2 separate regions of the Mus musculus genome follow, and region 1 is linked to region 2. Evidence: chromatin loops called from intact Hi-C (ENCODE). Cell type or tissue: left cerebral cortex. All regions are shown on one strand.

Evidence for each region. Hi-C counts contacts between places; a loop is a spot of excess contacts. Peaks named below come from ENCODE experiments on the same cell type or tissue, not always from the same donor. Only the 100,000 strongest peaks of a DNase experiment are listed, where the experiment ranks them.
Region 1: it touches region 2 in a loop (2.9-fold over the local background); 5 of 42 quality-filtered maps call a loop at or near these places.

The regions. Positions count from the first base shown.
Region 1 is chrX:101,470,649-101,478,648 of GRCm38, reverse strand. No RefSeq gene overlaps it. Among named protein-coding and RNA genes, the nearest start is that of Itgb1bp2, 26 kb to the right of the region's middle. In left cerebral cortex, no CTCF peak of the experiment used is centred here; no DNase peak of the experiment used is centred here.
Region 2 is chrX:101,414,316-101,422,315 of GRCm38, reverse strand. Zmym3 (zinc finger, MYM-type 3) reads left to right here and starts at 2,094. Exons shown (of 25, transcript NM_019831.3): 1 at 2,094-2,170; 2 at 3,364-4,043; 3 at 4,986-5,029; 4 at 5,335-5,407; 5 at 5,855-6,149; 6 at 6,378-6,555; 7 at 6,910-7,128; 8 at 7,418-7,568; 9 at 7,779-7,894. The coding sequence starts at 3,377. In left cerebral cortex, a CTCF peak has its summit at 3,195; DNase peaks (open chromatin) are centred at 1,332, 1,994, 2,405 and 3,182; H3K4me3 peaks cover 2,754 bases; H3K27ac peaks cover 1,652 bases.

The DNA of each region.
Region 1 (8,000 bases), 56 kb before region 2:
TGGCCATGTCAAGGACTCTAGTCTCCAACAAATGGCCACGCCTTCCTCCTGGGTGAGACTCAGCAGGATGACAAAGTTTACCTCTTGCTTGAGCTCAATTTTTTTTCTTTTTTGTATAGCTCTGGCTGTCCTGGATCTCACTTTGTAGACCAGGCTGGCCTTGAACTCAGAAATCTGCCTGCCTCTGCCTCCAGAGTGCTGGGATCAAAGGCTTGCGCTATCACGCCCGGCTTGAGCGCAAATGTTGATACTGTGTGCAGAAAAGCCTGCTGAAGCGCTCTCCTCCTGGATATGTATGGCCTGAAGGCTGCTCCCCTACAGAAAGTGCTCCTAACCCAATATTAGCTAAACCTGTCTCCTTGGTCAGCTGCATGCAATAGTCTGCTTCCCTGTTCAACTGTGTTATGGTTTGTATATGCTCAGTCCAGGGACTATAAGAAGGTGTGGCCTTGTTGGAGTAGGTGAGACACTGTGGGTGTGGGCTTTAAGACCCTCATCCTAGCTGCCTGGAAGCCAGTATTCTGCTAGCAGCCTTCAGATGAAGATGTAGGGCTCTCAGGTCCTCCTGCACCATGCCTGTCTGGATGCTGCCATGCTCCTGCCTTGATGTTAATGGATTGAACCTCTGAACCTGTAACTCAGCCCTAATTAAATGTTCTTATAAGAATTGCCTAGGTCATGGTGTCTGTTCACAGCAGTAAAAGCCTAACTATAAAGACAAAAGTGCATATATGAAATACACTGCGCTTCCGGGATGCTGCAGCTTCTCCTTTAGAGCCTCATCCACTAGATCCCAGCTTTGCCATGCATCCCTTATTCTCTTACAGCCCTGTTAGGCCAATCCTGGGAGCCATGAAGGATGGGGCAGTGAATACAAACAAACAGACCTGATTTTACTAGTCATCTAAAGATTATAAATTAAACACAAAACAAAACACTAATTTTATTATAAAAATGGTAGTATCAGGAACATCTCAAACACACCCCTCCCTCCAAGGCTCGGGGATCATTGAGGAAGAGAAGCCAGAAAAGACTGTAAGAGCCAGAAGTGGGCGATTATAGTGGCTATTCCTCGTTGTCAACTTGTCTATAACTCCAGTGAACTACAATCCAGAATTGGAAGGTTCACCTGTGATCCTGATCTGGAGGCTGGGAGATACAAGTTTCTGACCTGGATCTTGGCATGGAGATCTTGAGGCACAGTGGCTATGAATCCCAGAAGATTAAGACATGGCGATCTCTGAGTTCAAGGTCATCTGGGACAAAGCAAGTCCCAGATCCAGGTGTGGTAGCACACACCTTTAATCTGGGCCACACCTTCTGCTGGAGACCTACATAAGGCCATTGGAAGAAGGAAGGTTCACTCTCTCTTCTTCACTTGCTTGCCGTGTGGGACTGAGCAACTGCTAGATCCATGGACTTCCATTTACAGCTGCTGCTGACCATTGTTGGGGAGTTGGACTGCAGACTGTAAGTCATCAACAAATTCCCATACTATATAGAGACTACCCATAAGTATATAGAGTATAGAGAACTCTGACTAATACAGGGATCAGCACAGGGAAGCATATGCATATGAACTCACAGTGATTATGACAAAAAGCACAAGACTCTCAAAGGCTCAAACCAGACAAAGTCCCAGAAAGTGGGTAGGGTTTACTACTGCGGGTGGGCATTAAGTCCCATTCTCTACTGAGGAGTTATTGGATTTGATAGCTGCTGGACAAGGGAGAAAGGTCTACCATACTCCAGGGCAGGCCAGCAACCAAGAGTATTCGGGCAACACAAGCTGAAGAGGTGGGTGGAGAGGTGAGGGTGATCTGGGAGGGGTTTGGGGGAGGAGGTAAATAAGATCCAAATACATTGTATGAATTATCAAAGAATAAATATTTTTAATAGCAATATTAGAAAATATGGTAATATATTATTTGGCAAGAATATAGAGAAACAGACTTCCCTTCTGTTTTGTTGTTCAGCTGTTGGTATAAGTTTTGGAAAGGCAATTGTCAAAATATTTTAAAAGTACATATCCTTTTGCCAGACATGGTGGCCCATTCTTTTAGTCTCAGCACTCTGCAGGCCAGCCTGGCCTACTTAGAGAGTTCCAAGACAGCCAAGGCTACACAGAGAAACCCTGTTTCAAAACAAAACAAACAAAACATACAGAAGTACATATCCTTTTAAAATTAGTAAGTAATGAAAAACCCAATTCCAATAGGCTTCAGTGATAAGAGAATTTCTTGGTTCATTCAATTACAGACTTCAGAAGAGCAGGTATTGTGTTGCTTTGATTCCACAGATAGCAATATCAAAGACCCAATTTCCTTCTATCAGCCTTCTAAAGTATGTGCTTCATTTTAAAATGGATTCATTCCTTGGTAGCAAAAGGAATGAAGTATTTGAAGGCAGCCACCACACTGTCTAAAAGAAAAGGCTGGCTTCTTGTACCTCACCCGGGGGGGGGGGACAACTTCTACCCACAAATCCTTCAGCAAATCCCCTCAGTCATTTTATTGGGTCTTGGTGCATTCCTAAACAATCCCTGTGAACAGGAAAATGGTGCCATGGGCTCAGCCTGAGTTGCCTGAACCAATCTATGAGGCTTAGAGGCATGATTGGGTTTCACCCATGGTACAGCACTCTAGAAGCTGATGAAATCACTTTTGCTCTCTACCTCCAATGTTATATATATATATATATATATATTGAAGAATGAAGAAGATGTGAGATGAACTGGCCAAGGAATGAGAGCAGCTACTATGTGATATCCAGCAGTTCCTCTAGGGATCTATCCTGCATTATACTGTGTACATTAAGTGTGTTCAAGGGGATTTGCATGGCAGGAAACTGCAAGGAAATGAAATGTTGGAGACACGTTAAATTATGATATAGCCATATAGAAGAATAAGGTACTATGTGTATATTGGTGTGAAACAGTTTTAGAGATTTTAGTAAAAGAATGGATTAATAACATATAACTTTTCTGGAAAAAGCAGAAAGACATATTGATACAAGCACACATGCCAGCAGGCATGGTGGCACAAGCCATAATCTCAGCATTAGAGAAGAAGTTCACCTCCAGCTTGAGGCCACCCTGAACTACATAGTGAGTTTCAAGCCATCAGAGCCTAAACAGTGAGATCCCTTTTCAAAACAACAACAAAGACCACTAGCAATAGTGGTTGTCTCTAGAAAGAGAATTGGGGGACTGAGGTAATTAATATATGACTTTTAAAAGGGAGGGGCTGGAAAGATGGCTCAGTGGTTAAGAGTACTGGACTGCTCTTCCAGAGGTTCAGGGTTCAATTCCCAGTGACCATATGGTGTCTCACAACCATCTGTAATAGGATCTGATGCCATCTTCTGGTGTATTTGAAGGTAACAACATATTAAATAAATCTTTTTTTAAAAAAACCCAACAACAAAACTCTGTGTATGTGTTGTGTGTGGTGCATGCTTCTGTCAGTGTTCAGTACTGAGTCCTCTGGAGCAGAAGTTGCAGGTGTTTGTGAACTATACAACGTGGATGACGGGAGTAACTGCATTGCTCTGGAAGAGCAGTAAATGGGTTTTAACCACCAAGCTACCTCTCCAGTTTTCATATTTAACTTTTATTCTATTATGTCCTTTTATAATACCTGACTTCCAAGCCAGGCGTGGTGGCGCACACCTTTAATCCCAGCACTGGGGAGGCAGAGGCAGGCGGATTTCTGAGTTCGAGGCCAGCCTGGTCTACAAAGTGAGTTCCAGGACAGCCAGGGCTATACAGAGAAACCCTGTCTCGAAAAACCAAAAAAAAAAAAATAATAATAATAATAATAATACCTGACTTCCTCCCCCTTCCCTTCTCCCTCTTGCTCTGGCCCCCCACTTACTCTGGGCCCCCGCTCACTCCAGGCCATAATATCCGACTTTTAACTGACTTATATAAATGAACGTCTAGCTATAATTTAAAAACGTTTTAAGATCCAGGTTTCTAATTTCTACCTTTCAGATTGTCCATGGTACAAATATTTGCTAGCCTTGCCGCATACACAACCTTGCCTAGTGTTCTGTTTGTGTGTTCTGTTGCTGTGATAAATGTCATAACCAAACTCCGCCAGGGAGGAATGCAGTTATTTCAGCTCACAAGTTACAGTCCATTACTGAGGAAAGCTAAGGGCAGGAACTGAAGGCAAAAACTGAGACCACTGATAAACGTTCCTAACTGGCTTGCTCATGTTCAGCTAATATTTTATATAGCTCAGACCCACCTGCCTGTGGATGGTACTGCTCCAAATGAAAAATTAGCTTCTCCAACAGAGTCTCACTACGTATACAGTCCACACTTAAGAGCAGGCCCCAGGCCCAACAGTATGAACCCAATGGTATTTTGGAAGATACCTTCTCACAATGCTTTGGGCAAGTTTCACCATCTTTGTCTTCTGCTTATCTATTATGGCTTCTGGTTTTGTATTTGGGAAGTTACTGTGTACATTCCTGTGCATTCGTTTCCCGTGCTTATTTTTTATTTTTTCTCTGTCTCTTTGTTTTGTTTTGTTGCAGTTAGTTTGGATTTCTTTTTCTTTCTTTCTTTCTTTCTTTCTTTCTTTCTTTCTTTCTATTTTTCAAGACAAGGTTTTTCTGTGTAGCTCTGGCTGTCCTGGAACTCACTCTGTAGACCAGGCTGGCCTCGAACTCAGAGAGATCCACTAGCTTTTGTCCCCTAAGTGCTAAGATTAAAGCATTTACTATGCCTGGCTGAACACAAATTTATTTATTTATTTTATTAAAAAAGAAACAACCTAAGTGTTTATCAATAGGGGAGCAATCGATCTATAAAATATCTATACAATAATTATTATGCAATACACGAATGAGTGTAAGAGATCTTTACATATTGATTGACAAGGAAATACCTTCAAGAACTATGTGGAGCTGGGGTGTAGGCAATGATGGAGTGCTGGTTTGATCCCCAGGTGCACATATAATGGAATAGAATGTAATATAGTTAATGGCTACAGAACTTACAGAACACTATTATAAAATGACTCTAGGCTGGGGATGCAGCTCAGGGGTAGAGCACATAGTTAGCATGTTTAAAGCTCTGGGTTCAATCCCCAGTGCCAAAATATATTTTTTATTCCAAATTATCTGGAAAGGAAAAGAAACAAACTTTTGCATATTAGGTATTGTATTTGCTCAGACTTTTTCTATGCCTCTACATCAGCAGTTCTTTCTATGCCTCTACATTAGACAGGGTTTCTCTGTATAGCCCTGGCTGTCCTGGAACTCACTTTGTAGACCAGGCTGGCCTCGAACTCAGAAATCCACCTGCCTCTGCCTCCCAAGTGCTGGGATTAAAGGTGTGCGCCACCACTGCCCAGCACATCAGCAGTTCTTAACTGTCCTGATGCTGCCACTTCTTAATACAGTTCTTCATGTTGTGCTGACCCTCAACCATAGAAGTACTCATTACTACTTCATAATTCATTTTGTTATGGTTATGAATTGTAATTTAAATATTATTTTTGAAAAAGGTTTGCTAAAGCTGTCGTGACCCACAGGCTGATAACTGCTGCTCTAAATATTCCAGTGTATATTTGAAATGCTTGGAAATCAGATGAATCAGGGGCTATGGTGACACACGCCTATAATCAGAAAGAGCCAGGAAGAACAAGTTTACAAGTTCAAGGCCATTCTGGGCTACACAGCCACTCTTTCACATCCTTCTACCTCTACCCCAAAAAGGAAAAGGAAAGGGATAGGTTGTGTGTCAACTAAACTGTTAAATGTGACTTTCTATGAAGAATAAACTGGAAGAAAGTAACTTTTATTTCAATTTGACAAACTTGTTCCATTTTAGAAACGAAGAAGTCAGACTGGAGAGATGGCTCACAGTTAAGAGCACTGACTCCTATTCCGAAGGTCCTGAGTCAAATCCCAGCAACCACATGGTGGCTCACAACTATCCGTAATGAGATCTGACGCCCTCTTCTGGTGTGTCTGAAGGGAGCTACAGGTGTACTCACATTTAATAAATAAATCAATCTTTAAAAAAAAAGAAACGAAGGAGTCTTATATGAAAGTATTTCATACTATACACCGCGGAACATTCTCAGCACACAGAGCAGAGAGACAGGAGGATCTGACCAAGGCCAGACTCTGCTACGTGAGACCTTATCTTTTAATTTAATTTATTAACTTTGACTAAAGTGTATTTGTGTCTGTGTCTCTGTGGGTCTGTGCATGTTATTACAGTGGTGACTCACAACTGTCCTGTCTATGACTCATTTCCAGAGGATTCTGGTGTTCTTCTGGCCTCAAGGGCACCAGGCATGCACTTGGTGCACAGACATGCATGGGAGCAAAACACTCCTACACATTGCAAGTCTAAATAAGTAAATAGAGTTGAATATTTTAAAGTACCAAAATGATGCAGGTAATCCTCTAGAAAAATGCCTATTTTGAGTGCTGATGTTTTTTTACAAACGCCAGTATTCCTTACCAGTAAGTACCTCCTTGCCTTTCTGTTCCTATATGCCAATTTTCTCAAGCCCATTTCTAAAATAACATTCTCATGACAATATTCAAATAATATTAGTTCCCATTTATTGTTTTTCTGTTTTGTTTGTTCTTGCTTTTTTGAGACAGGGTCTCTTTATTATGTAGCTCTGGCAGTCCCAGACCTCACTACATAGACCAGGCTGTCCTTAAACTCACAAAGCTAGCATATGCTGATCAAAAGCTCCCAGAGTTCCACCTGTTTCAGCTTCCTGAATCCTGAAACCAAAGGCAAGTACCACACACTGGCCTTGTTTTCCTGTGCTTTTTAAGGTCTTAACTTTCAGGGCTCAAGGTGAGCTCAGTGTCTCGGAGAGTACTTGCTTAGCACATGCAAGACCTCAGTTTTAATTCAAGGCATAAGGGGCTAGATAGATGGCTCAGCAATTCAGAGCGCTGGCTGCTCTGGCGAAGAAGCCAGGTTTGATTCCCAACGCCCACATGATAGCTTAACTGGCTGTAATTCCAGTTCCAGGGGGTGTGTAATACACTCTTCTAGCCTCTGATATCAGATACACATGTGGGTCACAGACATACATGTAGCCAAAACATTAATAGACATAAAATTAAATAAATATTGAAAGTAAAATTTAAAGTCTTAAAAAAATTAAACAAAGGCTAGGTGTGGTGACTCAGGCCTTTAATCCTAGCACTAGGAGGCAAAGACAGGTTGATCTCTGTGAGTTCAAGGCTAGCATGGCCTACAAATCAAGTTCCAGGACAGCCAGGGCTGTTAACACAAAGAACTCCTGTCTCAAATGAAAGAATGTATGAATGAATGAAATCGCAGGCATAAGAAGAAAGAGTACTTGCTAGGTGGTGGTAAGAAGGTAGTCTATATTATATATGCTATCTTGGTTATGTTTCTTCATCTCAATATAGAACCTGAAGATGCCACCTCCTGTAACCAGGCAGAGATAACCAGAGATCTCCTGTAACCCCATGGAGAGATAAGGACACCAACCCACCCACAAAACTTTTGATCCAAAATTTGTCCTGTCTACAAAAAATGTAGGGAGTTGCCGGGCAGAGAAACCATGTCTTGAAAAATCAACCCCCCCCCCAAAAAAAAGAAATATAGGGACAAAGATGGAGCGGAGACTGAGGGAATGGCCAACCAATAACAGCCCAATTTGAGACCCATCCCATGGGCAAGCACCAATCCCTAACACTATTAATGATACTCTTATGCTTGTAGGCAGGAGCCTAGCATGACTGTCCTCTGAGAGGCTCCACCAAGCAGCTGACTGAAACAGGCTCCACCCACAGCCAAACATTGGGTGGAGCTTGGGTACTGTTATGGAAGAAGGATTGAGGGCCCTAAAGGGGATAGATATTCTACAGGAAGACCAACAGAGTCAACTACCCTGGACCCTTAGGTGCTCTCAGAGACTGAACCACCAACCAAAGAACATACATGGGCTAGAACTAGGTGCCTCCTCCACATACGTAGTAGA
Region 2 (8,000 bases):
CATACCCAAAACAGGAAATAAAACACCAACCAAACAAACAAAGAACAAAATCTCACCCAAAACCAACTAATCAAAGATTTGGGGTGTGTGTGGGTGCGGATAGAGTTTTAGTTTCATAGTAAAATTATGTAGACAGAGCTTTCCTGTATATCCATGTCCCCACACACTCATGGCCTTGCCTATTATCAACATCCAGGACAAGATAGGTACATTTGTTTCAATCCATGAATGGGCAGGGATGTATCATTACTAACCAAAGTCCGTAGTTTATATTAGCACTTACTCTTAGTAGTTTACATTGTATTTGAATAATGTGTCTACCATTATAATATCATGCAGAGTGATAGTACTATTGTAAAATCCTGTGCTCCTTGTTATTAGTTTAAAAAACATACTTATTATTTCGTGTGCCTGTGTATGCATGCATGCTACATCACAGGTGTGCTGGTCAGAGGACAACTTGCAGGCCTAGGTTCTCTCCTATTATCTGGGTCCTTAGACTTGGCAGCAAAGGCCTTTCCCTGCTGCACGTCTCACTGCCCCTAGTTGTTGTTTAGTGTGACTGAAGTTTTGTTTTAGTTTGCATTTGTTCTTTTGAAACAGGGTCTTGCTATGTAGTCCAGGCTGTCTTCACACCACAGGGAATCCTCTCGCCTCAGGTTCCCTGCACACCACCACACCCAGTTTTTGGTTTTGAGACAGGTGTTTCACTATGTAGCCCAGGCTTTTCTCATGGTCATAATCCTGATACAGCCTTCTAAGTGCTGGAATACCAGACCACCGTGCCAGAGCAGAAGTCACCCCTCCCTCTTAGATGCTCTTCACTCCACTTGAAAATTCGTGATCTGCCACCAAATTAGACATTCTACCCCCAGAACAGCCAGGGGGCCAGGAAGAAACAGAAAATACAAAGAAACAGTAGAAACAGAAAGAGGCAGAAAGTGGGAGATGGCTACAGAGCATACTGATTAAGACACAGAAAGCCGGGTTTAGGCAATCTACACCGGAAAAAAATTACATTTATCTCTGATGTAGGAGAGAGCAAAGACAACCTCAAGGCTGAGGGGGGGTAGGCGGAAGGGAAAACAAGGCTTCTGTTAAAATATGGGTAAAATTCCCAAGGACAAGGGTGGGCAGGCTTTCTATGGGAAGGAGGAAAGGTCAGAAGCACATTAGAGGAGCAATGGACAACACTGGACGCTTCTTGCCTGAGTTTCTAGTATCTAAGTCCGGTAAGTGCTGTGCAGCCCTTAGAACTATCCTGGGAATGTGGAGAGAGGGATTGTGAAGTGTTCTGTCATGAGGCCTGAGAATGAACACTGCCACCTATTCTTTTAAGGCAGTAGACCTAGTATTAGTGACCCCTACCCCTACCCTACTTCTCAAGCCTTAATCACAGCCACGCCCACCATCTAGTACGATCCCTGGAGGCTGTGTTTGAGTGCTCTCAGGAGGCAGAGACGCAAAGAGACTGTGAGGGAGAGACCTACAAGAACAGAAAAAGAGGGAAAAGGGAAGGACAGTGTTTGTGTGTGTCTGTGTGTGTGTGTGCAAGTGGATGGGTGGGTGGGGGGCTTCTGATGACCAAAACTATTCAAGAGAAAATTCAAGCTCCTACAGGAGGATTCAGTGCAATGATCCCAGAACTTAACCGAAGGCCATGGAGGGAGACGGGGGTGTAGCCTTGCAGAACCTGCTTTGGGGGGGGGGGTCACCAGGCAGTAACCGTTACTGCATAGGCGTTGTCACTAAGCCAGAACCATTTAACTGGCAAGGGTAAGCTTAAGACACCCCATAACTACGACTCTTAGACAGGTTGGAAGTGGGGGCTGAGGTTGCAGACAAGGGGAGGAGGGGCACTTGAGGGTTGGGTCTTTGCCTCCCCCATTCTCCGCTGTCACTACCCCAACAGTCGCCCGGGGGGCCGGGCCCCGGAGAGGTGGGGATGGGGGAGGGTAATCTTGGCAGGCGTCTGCTGCATGGCGTAGGTAGGGAGTGCTGAGGGGGGACGCTGGGGGGAACACGAGTGGGAAGCGGAGAGCCACGGGGAGGGGGAGGGGACCGGGAACCATTTGAATGAGAGGAGGGGATCACGGGTAGAGTGGGCTCTGGAGATAGGGCGGGCACGGGTGTGACGGGGCCAGGCTCTTGAGCCAGGTAAGGAAAGCAGGTGCGTAGATGTGGGGTTTTTCTTCCTTTTTTTGTGTATTTAGTGTACTAGGCCCTTCGGTGGAGAGGGGGCGCCGCCTTCCCCGGGGGCGGGCTCCAAAGCTCCAGAGGCTATCTTTTCCTCAACTAACGGGGCCCCGGGCGGGGGCTCACGCTCCATCCCCAGTGACGGCACTCCACTCCGCAATTTCCAGGCGGCCACTGGGCTGGGAGTCTCGCGCCGGGGGCCGGCGCTGTCTCGCGAGCCCCCTCCTCCAGCCAGCCAATGGGATTGGTCGCTGGCACCGCCCGCCTGCCTGGTGCAGAGCGCTCAGCGCTGCAAGCGGCGCTGCCATTTAAAGGGGCCGCGACCCCTGTCCCGGCTGCTAGGGAGGGAGGTGGAGAAGGAGCGCGGGGCCGTTGCTGTCTGCAGTTCTAGGCTTGTAGCGGTTACTCTAACCCTGCCTCAGGTAGGGGTCGGGTCTGTTCAAGCCGAACCGAACCTGCAGGCGGGATCTCGCAGTAGCCGGGAGGGGGGTTTGAGCAGGAATCGTAGCTCCAAAATGTCTTCCTGTAAATGCCTGAGGTGGGGGGTGGGCAACAGGAGAAGGGAAGGACTAGGGGTGCAGTAGGAAAGGGGGGACGGGGCTGAGGAAGTGGTCCACCCTGAAAGGTAACCGAGTGGGGGGGAGACGGTTAGGAAGAGCAGTTTGTGGGGGCGGGGAAGGGCTGAGAGAGGACGGGCTCCGCGGGGAGGGGCGCTGGGGCTGGAGAGGATGGGGAGAGACTGGAGACCTGGGGGGCTTTTGGGGGGGAGTGAGAAGGGACCAGGGGCTGAGGTCGCCGGAGCGGGAAAGGTTTCTGGCTGCGGCAGGCACGGGAAAATGTGAGGGGGCGTTGAGTCTGAGGTGGGGGGTGTGTGAGAGGTAGGGAGGAAGGAGCTACGAGTCTCCGTGGGGGGTGTCGGGCGGGTTAGAGACCAACTGCCTGGCGAGTGTGGGCACGGGGCCAGGGCAGGGAACGCCACTCCCCACAGAGGGCGCTGTATTGGGGGGGGAGTGGACATTGAGCCTGAAGCCTGTGGAAATGCCTATCGGCTGTGGGGGGCGGCTGCTAATGAGAAATCCAAGTGGATGACGGACGGGGTGTGTCCCACAGCCGACATAAGAAATTCAGGCTAAGACCACCTCTACTGCCCCCTCTTCCGATCTGCAGCCCATACCCAGCCATGGACCCCAGTGATTTCCCCAGTCCATTTGACCCATTGACCCTGCCAGAGAAGCCCCTGGCTGGAGACCTTCCAGTAGACATGGAATTTGGAGAGGATCTGCTGGAATCTCAGACTGCCCCAAGTCGAGGATGGGCTCCCCCAGGTCCGTCTCCATCCTCTGGAGCCCTGGACCTGCTTGATACCCCTTCTGGCCTGGAGAAGGACCCTGGAGGAGTTCTGGATGGAGCCACTGAGCTACTGGGGCTGGGGGGGCTACTCTATAAAGCCCCTTCTCCCCCAGAGGTGGACCATGGTCCTGAGGGAACCCTTGCATGGGATTCGGGGGAGCAGACCCTAGAGCCTGGACCAGGGTGTCAAACCCCTGAGGTGATGCCACCTGATCCAGGGGCTGGGGCTAGTCCCCCTTCACCTGAGGGGCTACTAGAACCTTTGGCTCCAGATTCTCCAATAATCCTGGAGTCTCCTCATATTGAAGAGGAGATACCCCCCTTAGCTACAAGGAGAAGGGGCTCCCCTGGGCAGGAGGAGGAGCATACCCAAGGGCAGCCACAGAGCCCCAATGCACCCCCTAGCCCTTCAGTGGGAGAGACTCTGGGGGATGGCATCAACAGTTCTCAGAGCAAACCTGGGGTATGTACCCCTACTGCACATCCTTCGTTGCCAGGTAGGTCACCTAACCGTTTGGAGGGGCCTGGGGAAAGAAAGGGTGGTGGTCAGGAGGGCTGGCTCTGTGCTTTGAGAAGTGGAGGAGGAGGGGACAGGAGGCTGGGAAGATTAGAGCAGGGCTCTGTGTGCTGAAGGAGGAGTGGGGTGTGGTGAAGATTGTGGAAAACAGGGGTGGGAGGCATGGAGGGGCTGCGCAGGATAAATGGGGTAGTGTGAGGGAATGGATTGGATGGCAGAGGTTCCCTTTCTCATAGCCCCAATGGGTTTCCAGTACCAGGGTCCTTCCTTCAGGGTTTGAAGGAAAATAGCAGGCTTCTAGGCTCTATGATTTTTCCAGCTGTTTGATTCTAAATAGGAGTGGAGTTTCTGGGATTGATGGATGGTAACTCCTCTCTGAAGCCCCCTAACAGCATACCGATTTCAGGGTAATGGTAGAGAGGCAGGATCTAGGATTGCATCTCTGATAGGGGAGGGGCGATCTAGACTTGAAGCTCTAGTTTCTCCCTGAATCTACCTAGTGCTATATCTCCTCTAGCCTGTGATAAGGGTCTTCAGATAGGTAAACTGATATATCTTATATCTCACCAAAGTCCAGAGGGACCTACCCATACATTGATGGGCTTTCCCCTTCTTGCTCCTTTTAAGTGGTTACATTTGTTTTTGTTGGTAAAATATAAATTCTTCATGCACAGTGGGACAGAAATGATTGGAGGGGTAAGAGAATACGTTTTATCTCATGGAGAATAGCTGCACACATACCCTCCCCATTTTCACCATAGTACCAAGTCTGAGGTAACCCTGAAAGGGTTAGAAGCCACAGGCACTCAAGTTTTCCCATTCAGTTTGGAGTAAATTGTTCCCCAGGAATGGAGGTGGGGGCCGGCCCTGGACGGCCCTGGACAGGCTCAAGACTTAGGCTACCTTCTTGCTTCCTTTGCAGGAGATGGCCTGACTGGGAAGGAGATTGAGAAGCCGCCTGAGAGGGTGAGGGGGGAGGGGATTGGAAAGAGTCTAGTTCCCCCTATAGCTCTAAGAAGGAGAGAACCCTCATTTTCCTCCCAGATGTTGGGGGGGTGCTGTCAGAGTCAGAGAAGGGAGGAACTCCCGTGTTTACTGATTCTTAGAATGAAGTCCAGCTCCCCATTTTCACCTTCTCTTTAGGGCTGGGCCAAGGGTCCCAAGTCTCTCACCTCACCTTCCATCTCCTGTCCCCACCCCAAACCTCGAACTCCAGTTAGCCTGCCACTAGTGTCAGCTTTCCCCCCCAACCCCCCGCCCCTCTTTCCAAGGTACAGAAGAGAAGCGAGCGCGTTAGAAGAGCAGAACCTCCAAAGCCTGAGGTTGTGGACTCCACTGAGAGCAGTAAGTAGGATTGGAGGAAGCGGGACCTGGGAATTCCAGGTGCACAGAAGAGCTTGAAGGTGGGATTAGGACAGGGCATGGGTCTTCTGGCCCCTGTAGTTCCTCTCTGCAGAAAGAGAAGTGCCTGTCTCTGCTGTGGGTTGGCATGGGAACCAAATGGTAGTGGGGGAAAATTGAAAAGAAGAACAGTAAGAATAGTAAGTTTCAACTATACTGTCCCTGTCCCCAGTCTTCTCTCTTAGAACCTCCCTTCCTCTCCTGAATATTGTAGAAAAACCATGAGTAGCTTAAGATCCAGTGTAATGGGAGAGGAAGTCTAAGGGCCAGAACAAGAGGGGAGTACCAGAGATCCCAGGATCAGTATTTGAACTTACTATGGATCTGACCATCAAATGGCTGGAGATCTGCTCTGGTGGTCTTTTCTCACTGCCCCGCCTACTCCCACAGTTCCAGTGTCAGATGAGGATTCTGATGCCATGGTAGATGACCCCAATGATGAGGACTTTGTGCCATTCCGGCCCCGGCGCTCTCCTCGCATGTCCCTGCGCTCAAGTATGGCACAAAGGGCTGGGCGCTCTTCAATGGGCACCAAGATGTCTTGTGCACATTGCCGGACACCACTGCAGAAGGGGCAGACGGCCTATCAGCGCAAGGGGTTGCCTCAGCTCTTCTGTTCTTCATCTTGTCTCACTACTTACTCCAAGAAGCCCTTGGGCAGAAAGACCTGTACCTTCTGCAAGAAGTGCGTTCAGATCTTAGGGTGGGCGGGGGCAGGGACTAGGGGAGGGAGTTATGGGTGAGAGAGATTATGTTGGCAAAACCAAGCAGGATGGAGATGATAGGGTTAATTTTAAGGAAGTGGTTAGAGTATTTGAGTCTGTGGTCATCAGTAGGCATCCTAGGGAGTGCAGGGGTTACTGCTGGAATAAGAGGGTGATCCTGGATTACTGAAACCTATTCCCACCTCCAGGGAGATCTGGAACACCAAGGACTCAGTTGTGGTACAGACTGGTCCAGGAGGCTCCTTCCATGAGTTCTGCACATCTGTCTGTCTCTCTCTCTATGAGGCCCAGCAGCAGCGTCCAATCCCCCAGTCTGGGGATCCTGCCGATGCCACTCGCTGCAGCATATGCCAGAAGACTGGAGAGGTGAGGGTACTCACCACAGGCTAACTTAGGAGCCTGCTGGCTCTGACCCACCCGCCCCTCTAGTTCTTGAGCTGCAGGGGCTGAACCCTGGGAGAAAGGGATTTGGGAGGAAAAGGTAGCTAATGTGAGGGAGTAAATTCAAGGCTAGAGCTTCTCCCAGATGTATGCAGCTAACCTCCTTACCTCCCAGGATCTCGTCATCAAGTCTACAGCCTGAAGCACAGGTTGGGGGGTCCTAGGCCCATTGTCTGCTGTAAAGGTCTAGGGTGAGGTGGGAGTCCGGTCCTTGCATTGATTGGGGTGGGCGGTGGTGGCCTGGCCTCAGCTCAGGGTGTGTATATATATGTGTGGCAGGTTCTTCATGAGGTCAGCAATGGCAGCGTGGTACACCGACTCTGCAGCGATTCTTGCTTCTCCAAATTCCGAGCCAACAAGGGACTGAAAACCAACTGTTGTGACCAGTGTGGGGCTTACATCTATGCCAGGCCTGGGGGCCTTGGCCCAGAGCTCCTGTTTCATGATGGTCAACAAAAGCGGTTTTGCAACACAACGTGCTTGGGGGCATACAAGAAGGTGGGGCCGAGGGAGTAGTGCATTAGAGGGCTATGGAAGGGGGTGTGGTTCTTGGGTGATAAATAAAGGTGCCTGAAGGGTCGAGGGCTGGGAAAAATAAAACAAATAAAGGGGGTTTCAATTGTATCTGTTATGTTTTATTTTTGAAGCTGGCTGGTGGACACACAGGTCTTTGTTATATCATCATTATACTTTTTTGTATGCCTGAACTATTTCATGTTTAAAAAATTTTAAAAATAAAAGTGAAGGGACAAACCCAGCCTCAGCCTCTCCTTCCCCATCCTCACAGAAAAACACACGTGTGTACCCATGTGTCTGGTGCAAGACCCTGTGTAAGAACTTTGAGATGCTATCACATGTGGATCGTAATGGCAAGACCAGCTTGTTCTGTTCCCTGTGCTGTACCACTTCTTACAAAGTGAAGCAGGCAGGGCTCACTGGTAGGTGCAAAGCCCTCTTCTCTGAGATCCCTGCTGGCCTTCCTTCTGCTTCCCATATTTCCCTCTTGTAGAGTAATTTCTGCTGCCCAACCTCGGCCCCAGCCACATCTTCCCATGGACTTTCTATTCCATCTCTGCCCTACCTTACACCTTCTATGTGCTCTCTCTTCCTCTTTTCTCTCTCTTTCTCTCTTTCTTTCTATGCCCCAGGCCCTCCCCGACCCTGCAGCTTCTGCCGCCGCAGCCTCTCTGACCCTTGTTACTACAACAAAGTTGATCGCACAGTCTACCAGTTCTGCAGCCCCAGCTGCTGGACCAAGTTCCAGGTACTCCAGGCCCTGGACCAGGGATAAAGGGAGTGGCAACAGGGAAAGGGTAGGAGAACTGGGATAGGTAGGCCTGGGTAGAGCAAAGAGCAAGCCCGACCCCCCC